Linked DNA regions of Homo sapiens: region 1 is linked to region 2. A link is a loop called in an ENCODE intact Hi-C map of the cell type or tissue named here. Cell type or tissue: dorsolateral prefrontal cortex. All regions are shown on one strand.

What was found. Hi-C counts contacts between places; a loop is a spot of excess contacts. Peaks named below come from ENCODE experiments on the same cell type or tissue, not always from the same donor. Only the 100,000 strongest peaks of a DNase experiment are listed, where the experiment ranks them.
Region 1: it touches region 2 in a loop (2.7-fold over the local background); 2 of 110 quality-filtered maps call a loop at or near these places.

Annotation. Positions count from the first base shown.
Region 1 is chr20:24,499,925-24,503,924 of GRCh38, reverse strand. All of the region lies in intron 1 of SYNDIG1 (synapse differentiation inducing 1), which reads right to left. Among named protein-coding and RNA genes, the nearest start is that of SYNDIG1, 32 kb to the right of the region's middle. RefSeq lists an enhancer at 1-214. In dorsolateral prefrontal cortex, no CTCF peak of the experiment used is centred here; DNase peaks (open chromatin) are centred at 74, 454 and 1,544; H3K4me3 peaks cover 957 bases; H3K27ac peaks cover 4,000 bases.
Region 2 is chr20:24,697,167-24,701,166 of GRCh38, reverse strand. No RefSeq gene overlaps it. Among named protein-coding and RNA genes, the nearest start is that of LINC02967, 220 kb to the left of the region's middle. In dorsolateral prefrontal cortex, no CTCF peak of the experiment used is centred here; a DNase peak (open chromatin) is centred at 1,576; H3K4me3 peaks cover 587 bases; H3K27ac peaks cover 1,648 bases.

The DNA of each region.
Region 1 (4,000 bases), 200 kb after region 2:
GTAAGCAGCAATCCTCATGAAATGTCTTCAATCCAGTCATTCAACAAGTCATGCCCGAGTACGCACCCTGCAGTAGGCGCTGGGGGTGGCAGGGAAGCAGCCAGAAGAAGCCTGTGTTCTTGTGAAGCTCACACTTGACCTAAAGATGAGAGGCAGATCATGAGCTCAATGAGTGAGTTCTGCAGATAAGAGCTGTAGGAAAGTTAGCACAGGGTCAGGGGGATTGGAGTGCCAGGGGGCTGAGATCATGAGCTCAATAAATGAGTTCTGCAGATAAGAGCAGTGGAAAGCTAGCAAAGGGTCAGAGGGACTGGAGCGCTGGGGGGCTGGGGAGGCATTCCCATTGGGGGATTTTGGGGGTGACGCTCATTGCTTCTATGAGAACTCTGCATCCCGTATCAGAGCAAAAGTAGACGAGCTTCTCCTGAGCCCCTGGTCTATTTTTACCGCGTGGACACTGTGAGTCATGCTGCTGATTGTGTCTCCCTCTCAGCACTGCTGCTGAGCACACAGCCAGCTCTAGACACCAAAATATATTTGAGGTGCTCACCTCCCTCTTGGTGTGATCTCATTTTTCCTGATCTTTTTCCTCCACCTTGTTAGGATCATCTGTGCATTTAGTTAGCTGGTTATATTGCCACCTGTCCGCCCTGCCTTGCGTGATAAGTACCGTGCAGAAGGAACGCATCCCCAGCTATATTTCCAGGCATTACAAGCCGCCTTCTGGCAGGGGACGCCTGCCTTCCCCCACAGTCCTCAGGAAGGAGCAACAGAGAAGAAGGAATGAGAAGAATGAGGGCACAGTCTGCTTCCCAAGCTCAGCTGAAGACCACAAAGCTTCTGAGACCCTGACCATGAATCTGTCCATTCACGCATCCCAGATAAAGGGCCCTTGAAACTTGGAAGTGTGATGGGCTTCATGCTATGACATCTTGAATGATCACTGAACATAATTGTGCCAAAGTTCGTATCTACTTAATTTCCCAGAGTTTAAAGCAGAATTAACATAAATGCAAAGACAAAACTCCCACGTCAGCGCTCTGCTTTCCAGACACGTCAGCAGGCACTGTATGAATCAGTACTGTCACTCTTCTCTTCTTCAGTGACCTTTGTATTTTATTTCCTTTAACAGAGAGGACAGCCCCAAGGCCTTCACACCATCCTAACCAGAAGCCAAATGGCAATGCACTTGGAGGATGTGCATTTGATCCAGAAAAGCAAATTAGCATGTTCTTAACAAAGATTTGAATGGGACATCCATGGAATGACACTAACTCTTAAAAATCACTAAAATAGCTTGCTTAAAAGTCACTGAAATAGCTGCCAGGGTCAAATAAATGATTGTTTCAAAGTCATTCTTTCCCAGAACTCTGCAGGGAAGATTCAAGGGTGAGGATTCTGAGAGATTCTGTCTCCCTGACATTCATTCCTGTCTGTGCCCGGGGTATGATTCATCCTGGAGAGGCCAGGACGATGCTCTGTGAATCAGAGCAGCACTGATGCACAGGCAGAGATGCTTCCCAAGAGACACTGCCTCCCACGTGACACTCCAAGCCCTGCTCGCCACTTGTCCTGGACAGGATTCACTTAGTGATGGGGAGAAAGCAGATGACGCAGAACAGGCCTGCTGCTTCCACAAGGCTATGACTCCTGCATCCAGGATGATGCCCAAGACCTCCCAGAAGCTGGCCCTGCGACGAGGATCTGAGTGCACTTGGGAGGTGGTTCCAGAAAGCACTGGGTAGGGGCAAGAAAGGTAGGGAACAGAAAGAAGGTGAGGGGTATGTGTGGTTAAGCCAGTTGCTGCTGCCAGTGGCTGGGGCTCAGCCCTGTGGGAACGTCTAGGGGACTGTATAGGACATTCACTCACAGCTATCAGGACAGGGGCATCTTCCCAGCAACGTCCTGCCCGCCACTGGCCAAGGGCTGCTCGTGGGCCATTCGTTCTCGGCCCTTAGCTTGCCCTGGCATGGGCAGAGCAGTCTCCCCTTGCTGGAAAAGAATCCCCAGGAAAAAGGCCACAGGTGTCAGCCAGAAGCAGCTCGGGGCCTGCAGAGGTGAGTGCCCAGTGGGTACACCTGGGGCACCGGCCTTACTTGCTCTGATGCATAAAACTCTCCTGGATGAGACACCACAAGTGGGTGCTTCTTTAACTCTGTAAGACAGAGTCTAGTGCATGACAGATGAATAATATCGGAAGCACAGGGACTAAGCTTACCATGAAATACGTAATAACCCCCTGTGACATGGACATTCTATAACTACCCCCATTTCCAGAAGAGGGAACAGAGGTACAGAGAGGCAAAGTATGTCACTGATGGTCACACAGCTAATAAGTGGCAAGGCTGGAATCTGAACCCAGCCGGTGTGGCCTTGGGACCTCTGTCCCCAGTCCCTACTCTATATAGCTTCCCATCAGAAATGCAGCCACATAAACGGCTGGGCACAGCACAGCTTAGGGCCTGAAATAAGCTTGAAGGGTGATCAACGATATCCGTGAACTGGATTCACAGATTCGATCCATGGAATCCACTCCTGCTGCTCAGAGCACCTCACACGTGCTATCTTCGCTGTCATCCGGGGCTACTGCCCTGTGCATGCTGCAGAGGATATGGAAGCTACAGGTACGACATTTAGGTCCCAGAGGAATCGCCATCTTCAAGAGTTTTAGTAGATTATAAGTAGAAGTACAATCTGCAAAGCAAAGCACACCCTACATATGTAAAGTACAAAATAACCTTTATAATATAAAAAAATAGATGGAATATGTAAATATGCTGTCTACATAGGTAGATAGATGTTATCTACATAGGTAGATAAGTAGATAGATAGGTAGATTTCTTTTCCTAAAAGCTTCAAATTATTTTAGTATGCTTGCCAGTTTGAGGAAATATCTTTTTTTCAAGTTTCATTTCTTGTGTTTTTTAGTGTTTATACGGTAGAGTTGGACAGCTACCCCACTTCTGTTTTCAATATTTCTTCACTAGTTAGAAAACTTTCCCTCAGGGCTTCCCCAGAGTTCTGCATACACCTTGTCAGCCTAAGATCATAAATGCAATTTATTTTGCTTTATGAGGAATGAATCTTCCACAGTACATGCTTCCAAATATAAATCCCACACTCTGCAGTGTCCTCCTTGGTCAGGCAGGTCACTGATATTCCAATGGACATGGCTGACAGGACCATCATTTTAAAAGCTGAGCTTTAACTAAGCATGTTGTGGAGCCAGACGTGAGGTCAAGTCTAAAGAAAGATGCTGTGGTGTCTGCACACAGCAGTGCGCTTGGGTTTTACGATCTGTAACAAGCATGGCACACATCACTTGAATTAAGACAGAAGGAAAAAAAGAAGAAAGAGAGAGAGAGAAAGAAAAAAGAAAGAAAGAAAGAAAGAAGAAAGAAAGAAAGAAAGAAAGAAAGAAAGAAAGAAAGAAAGAAAGAAAGAAAGAAAAGAATCTGCTTTTGTTTTCCAACTAGAAACAGCCAACTCTCTAAGTTGATACTGAAATGCCTGAACAGCCCAATGTTTTGTGGAAACTCATGGAAAAAGGATGAAAACAACACTCGATAGAAAAGGACTCCATCCTTTCTTTGGCAACATAGAAGGTATTTCTATTTTTTCTGCCATTTTCTATCAACGATTTCTGTGAATTATATTTATTCACTTTTAAAGAAACATAGGAATCACATTTGGCATCATTTAAAATGCCATTTGAGAGATATACATGCATAAATCAAACATCACCATCACCGAGAGGACTAGGGATGCTAGCAAGTTCTGGTGCTTTTGTCGACACAGACGCACAGAAACTGAGTCTGGAGTCTTTGGCAGCAAACCCACAGTCTGGACACGGCTGGCTGGCTGTGGCCTTTTTTGGGTTCCCTTTCCTGATGCCCACCTTTGGGCCATTTCACTTCTCACTAAATCCGGGGAGATGAGTGGGTACGGAGTGAGCAGTGATGGCACTTCTCAGTGTAGCTATTTGCATTAGAATCGTGAA
Region 2 (4,000 bases):
TCCAGGAGGCACGGGACCCAGGAGAGAAGCAACTTGGTTCCAGAAGCCACATAGTGTGACTTCCCTTGATCTATTGGTTGGAGTGGTTTCCAAGGTCCACTTAGATTCAGAGGACATAGACACCCCTCAAATAGAGGCAGGTCAACCTCATATCATGAGAGAAACACAGGGGATGGATGACATATTTTGGTGTCACTGTCTTTAGAAATTCATTGTCCAGGCCACCACTTTAGGAAGTTGATATCGAGGGTGATGCAAGCTACATGCACAGGGACAAGTTACTGTCCTAGGAGAGCCAGTGGGAACTGAACATGCTGAGACTGGGGAGGGTCCCAGGGAGGACGGTTCCCCAGGAAGCTGGCCAGCCCACAAATGCAGGGTGTTGTGGAAGGTCCTTGGCTCACCCAGGCCTTGTCAATATCCAGGGGTGGACTGGGACAGCAGGAGGTTCTGGGCATTGGATGAAATGGATTTTGGCAACAGATAGCGGCCATGCTGCTGTGGGTTACTCAGATCATTCAGACCAGGAACCCAGCCAACAGCAGGGGACAAAGACATCAGGGAGGTGGGCAGCGCTGCCAGTGTCCAAGCTAAGGGCCTGGATACCAGCCTTGGTCATACAGCTGGGCCCAGACAAGGGCTAAGGTTTCCCTTAACCAGGGGAACTCCCCTGTACCAAGGACCCCAGGCCTCCAGCAGTGAGTATGCTTCCAGGTCTGACTTGCTGGGGTCTGTGTGCCTTCTTAGCCGTTCTGTCTGGGAGGTGTGGACTCTGATAAGGGCTGGGCTCTGAAGGGGGTTGTTCCTCATCCCCAGCCTGCAAGGAAGGTGAAAATCAGGAATTTGGGGGAACAAACAGGAAGGAGGGGCATGTGTGGACCCCATCTGAGCAGCAGGCACTCACACCCACTTGACTCTGGGCTGCTCTCCCCAGTCCTCTGTGCTCATGAAATGGGGATGGGAGGTCCCGCAACGTCTTCAGGAAATGGAAGAGAAGGTGGCTAGAGCAGGCCCAACAGCAGAGCTGGGGCTCCTGGTGGGTGTGGAGGGAGGTTTTATGTGGCTGAGGCTCAGAGCAGGATGGACCTCTACGGAGAGAAGCCACAGGTGGGGCCTAGAGGAAGGAAGGGCTATACCATGCCTGTTATGGGGAGTGAGTTCCCCCACCCCCCAGCAAGGGGCTCCTCTCCATGGGGTCTGCTGCTCGCCCTGGGGCTGACCTGCTGGTCTCTGCACCCACTGTCTCCACAAAGAACTGCCCTGCTGAAACTATGGGGGTAGTTCTCAGGTGAGACCCCACTGCAGAGTCAGGGGTGTTTGCAGGAGGGCTCCTATCCTCTTCCTCCAAGCCACCTTCTTGTCCCCAGTCTCTGGGCTCCACCTGGGTCCCCGCACATCCAGGTTCACTGTGGTCATCTGTGGGATGCCTCTGGGGCTTGGGTTTTGTTCCAGCTTCCAGGATGTCACATGTCCTTTGGAAGACTCAAAGTGACTCTATTTTTGTACAACATTAGACAATTTTGGTTCAAACAAAACAATGACTATTGTTCATGATGATGTCAAAGAGGGAGGGCGGAGTCCGGACCAGCCCAGCAACGATGGTTTGTTTTGTGAATAAAGCAGATGGATGATGCACTTGAGGCTGCTGATGGCTCACTTAGAAGGCTGGGGACAGCAGTAGAGGGAAATGCGTCAATGCAAGTGAGGTTCTGAGAGGTTGGAGAGCAGAGCCAGAATCCTTATGCTGCAGGACCCGCTCCAGCACCCAGCAGGCTGCCCAAGGCATAGCCAAGGGTACTTAGAGGCTGGAGAGAGGCATGTGTGTGTCAGGTCCCTGCCTGGAAAAGGAAGATGTTTGGACTCTTAATTAATGCAAATATTCCTTAATAATCCCCACATGGAGCTCCTGATGAGGTTGCCATGGCCACAGGCTCCGATGAGCCCAGGGCCCTCATCCCTGCACGTCCATCCTCCGCACCCACATCTGATTCAGGCAGTGAGTGCTGGGAGCACTGGGCTCCTGTAGCTGCCACTGAGAGTCACCTAGGCCCCTCTGCCTCCTGCAACATCCCAAAAGTCACCTGGGGTTTCCTTGGTTAGGGATGGGTGATGGCAGGCTGTCATGGCAGTAAATGGTCTGCTGGGTTTTACAGCTGCTCCTGCAGCAACACCAACAGGGATAGGCAGGGCCGAGCCTATTCCATCACCAGGTAGGGGAAAAAACTGAGGTTCACAGAGGAACAATGACTCACACAGCTCATTTACGACTTGTCAGTCCTCATACCTGGCAAGGGTGCAAACGATACTGGGCAGCACTGGGCTAGGACTCAGGATCCCAGCAACCTGGGAAGGAGGTGCAGGCATCATCTCCACTTTTTGGAGGAGAGAAACTCAGAGATGGTGAGTATCTTGCCTCAGGTCACAGGGCAATTGAGTGGCTGAACTGGGATTTCAGGGCTGTCACAGCCCATGCTTGGGAGTAGAGGCAGGAGCAGGGCTGGCTTACATTTCCTGCCTGTGCCCCAGGATTAAGAAGTTGATGATCCCCACCCCTCTGCCCTGTGTTGTTGCCGAAGGCCATGGCACTGGGCTAGGAAGGGAGAAAACAGTTGAGAGGCGGCTTGTGGGAATCACACTGTGCTGCATGCACTGGTGCAGTTGCATTGCACCCGCAGTTAGCAAGTTCAAAACCACAGGCGACAGGTGCCCTGCTGCAGGTGGCAGATCCACACAGAAGTGAATCTTTCTGGCTTGCGTCACTACAGAGGGACTGCAGCAGAGCCAGCCCAGATGTGTGGTGTCTGCAGCAGCAGCTGTGGATGTGGCCAGGGCATGTGGGGGTGTGGTGAGTGCCTGATGCTCCCAGGAGGAGCACAACAGCCGGGCCTGGGTCTTGTAGTTAACGTCAATTGCCCTGCTGTTCTGGTTCTCCTAGTTAAAGCAAGGCAAGATCATCTGGGTTTTCCTGAATCTTTTTCAGAGTTTTTCACCACTAGGCTAAGTCACGCTGTTGACCCTAATCACATTAGATGATTAAGGCTTACACATGGTCAGACACTTATTCTGGGGAGTTAGATCTCCCAAGCATGGGCCTGTTGCTTTGCTTCAATGCTGAAAGGTTCTGGGCAGAAGGAAGGTTCTGTCTTAAGGGAGAGCCGTGATCTCGGGGCTTCCTTCCTTTCCCAAGTGTGTGCTTTTAGTTGAACTTGACTAGGTCAAGATTCTTCTGTCCCGAATCCCCTTGCTTTGTTCAGACACATCTCCCTGATGCTGCTTGCCTTGGAAGAGGTTCTGCAGATGACATGATCTGTCTCCTTTGGGTTAATGCTGGCTCCTATAGCAAAAGGACCCCATAATGTCCAAAGTCCCAAGTATGAAGTTTATTGCTTATTCCCTGAAGAGTTGAAAATGCGAGGTCCTGGCTGGCAGGTAGCTGTCCTCCCTCTTCCGATCCCTTCCAGGAATTCTCCCACCTTGTGGCTCCTCTGTTCTCTAGGGCCTCAGTGTCTACATCTGGATCCAGCCTACAGAAGGGGGAAGAGTGCTCCCTGGCTTACATCCTATTGGCTAGAACTCACCTGGCTGCAGGGGAGGCTGCTGTCCGATCTGCTGGGTGTTCAGGAAGAAGAGAAGAAAATGCTGACGGGTGTGCCCGATGGTGACAAGCTTATTCTCAGCTCCTCTTTTCCTCTTAGACCATTATGGCCCTCACAATGCCACTTTTTTGTTGGGAAACCGTGAATCTCAGAGAGCTTCCCAAGCAGCAGAGTGGGATTCGAATACAGACCTGGATATAAATTGTCCTTTTTCCAGAACACAGCAGCTTGCAGTGGCTGGGCCACTTGTCCACACGGGGACAGGACAGTCCACTTACTCAGCCTCCAATCTTTCATAGGACTGAAAGTCTGAATCATCCAAAGTAAAAAAAAAAAAAAAAAAAGGCCGGGCGTGGTGGCTCACACCTGTAATCCCAGCACTTTGGGAGGCCGAGGCGGGTGGA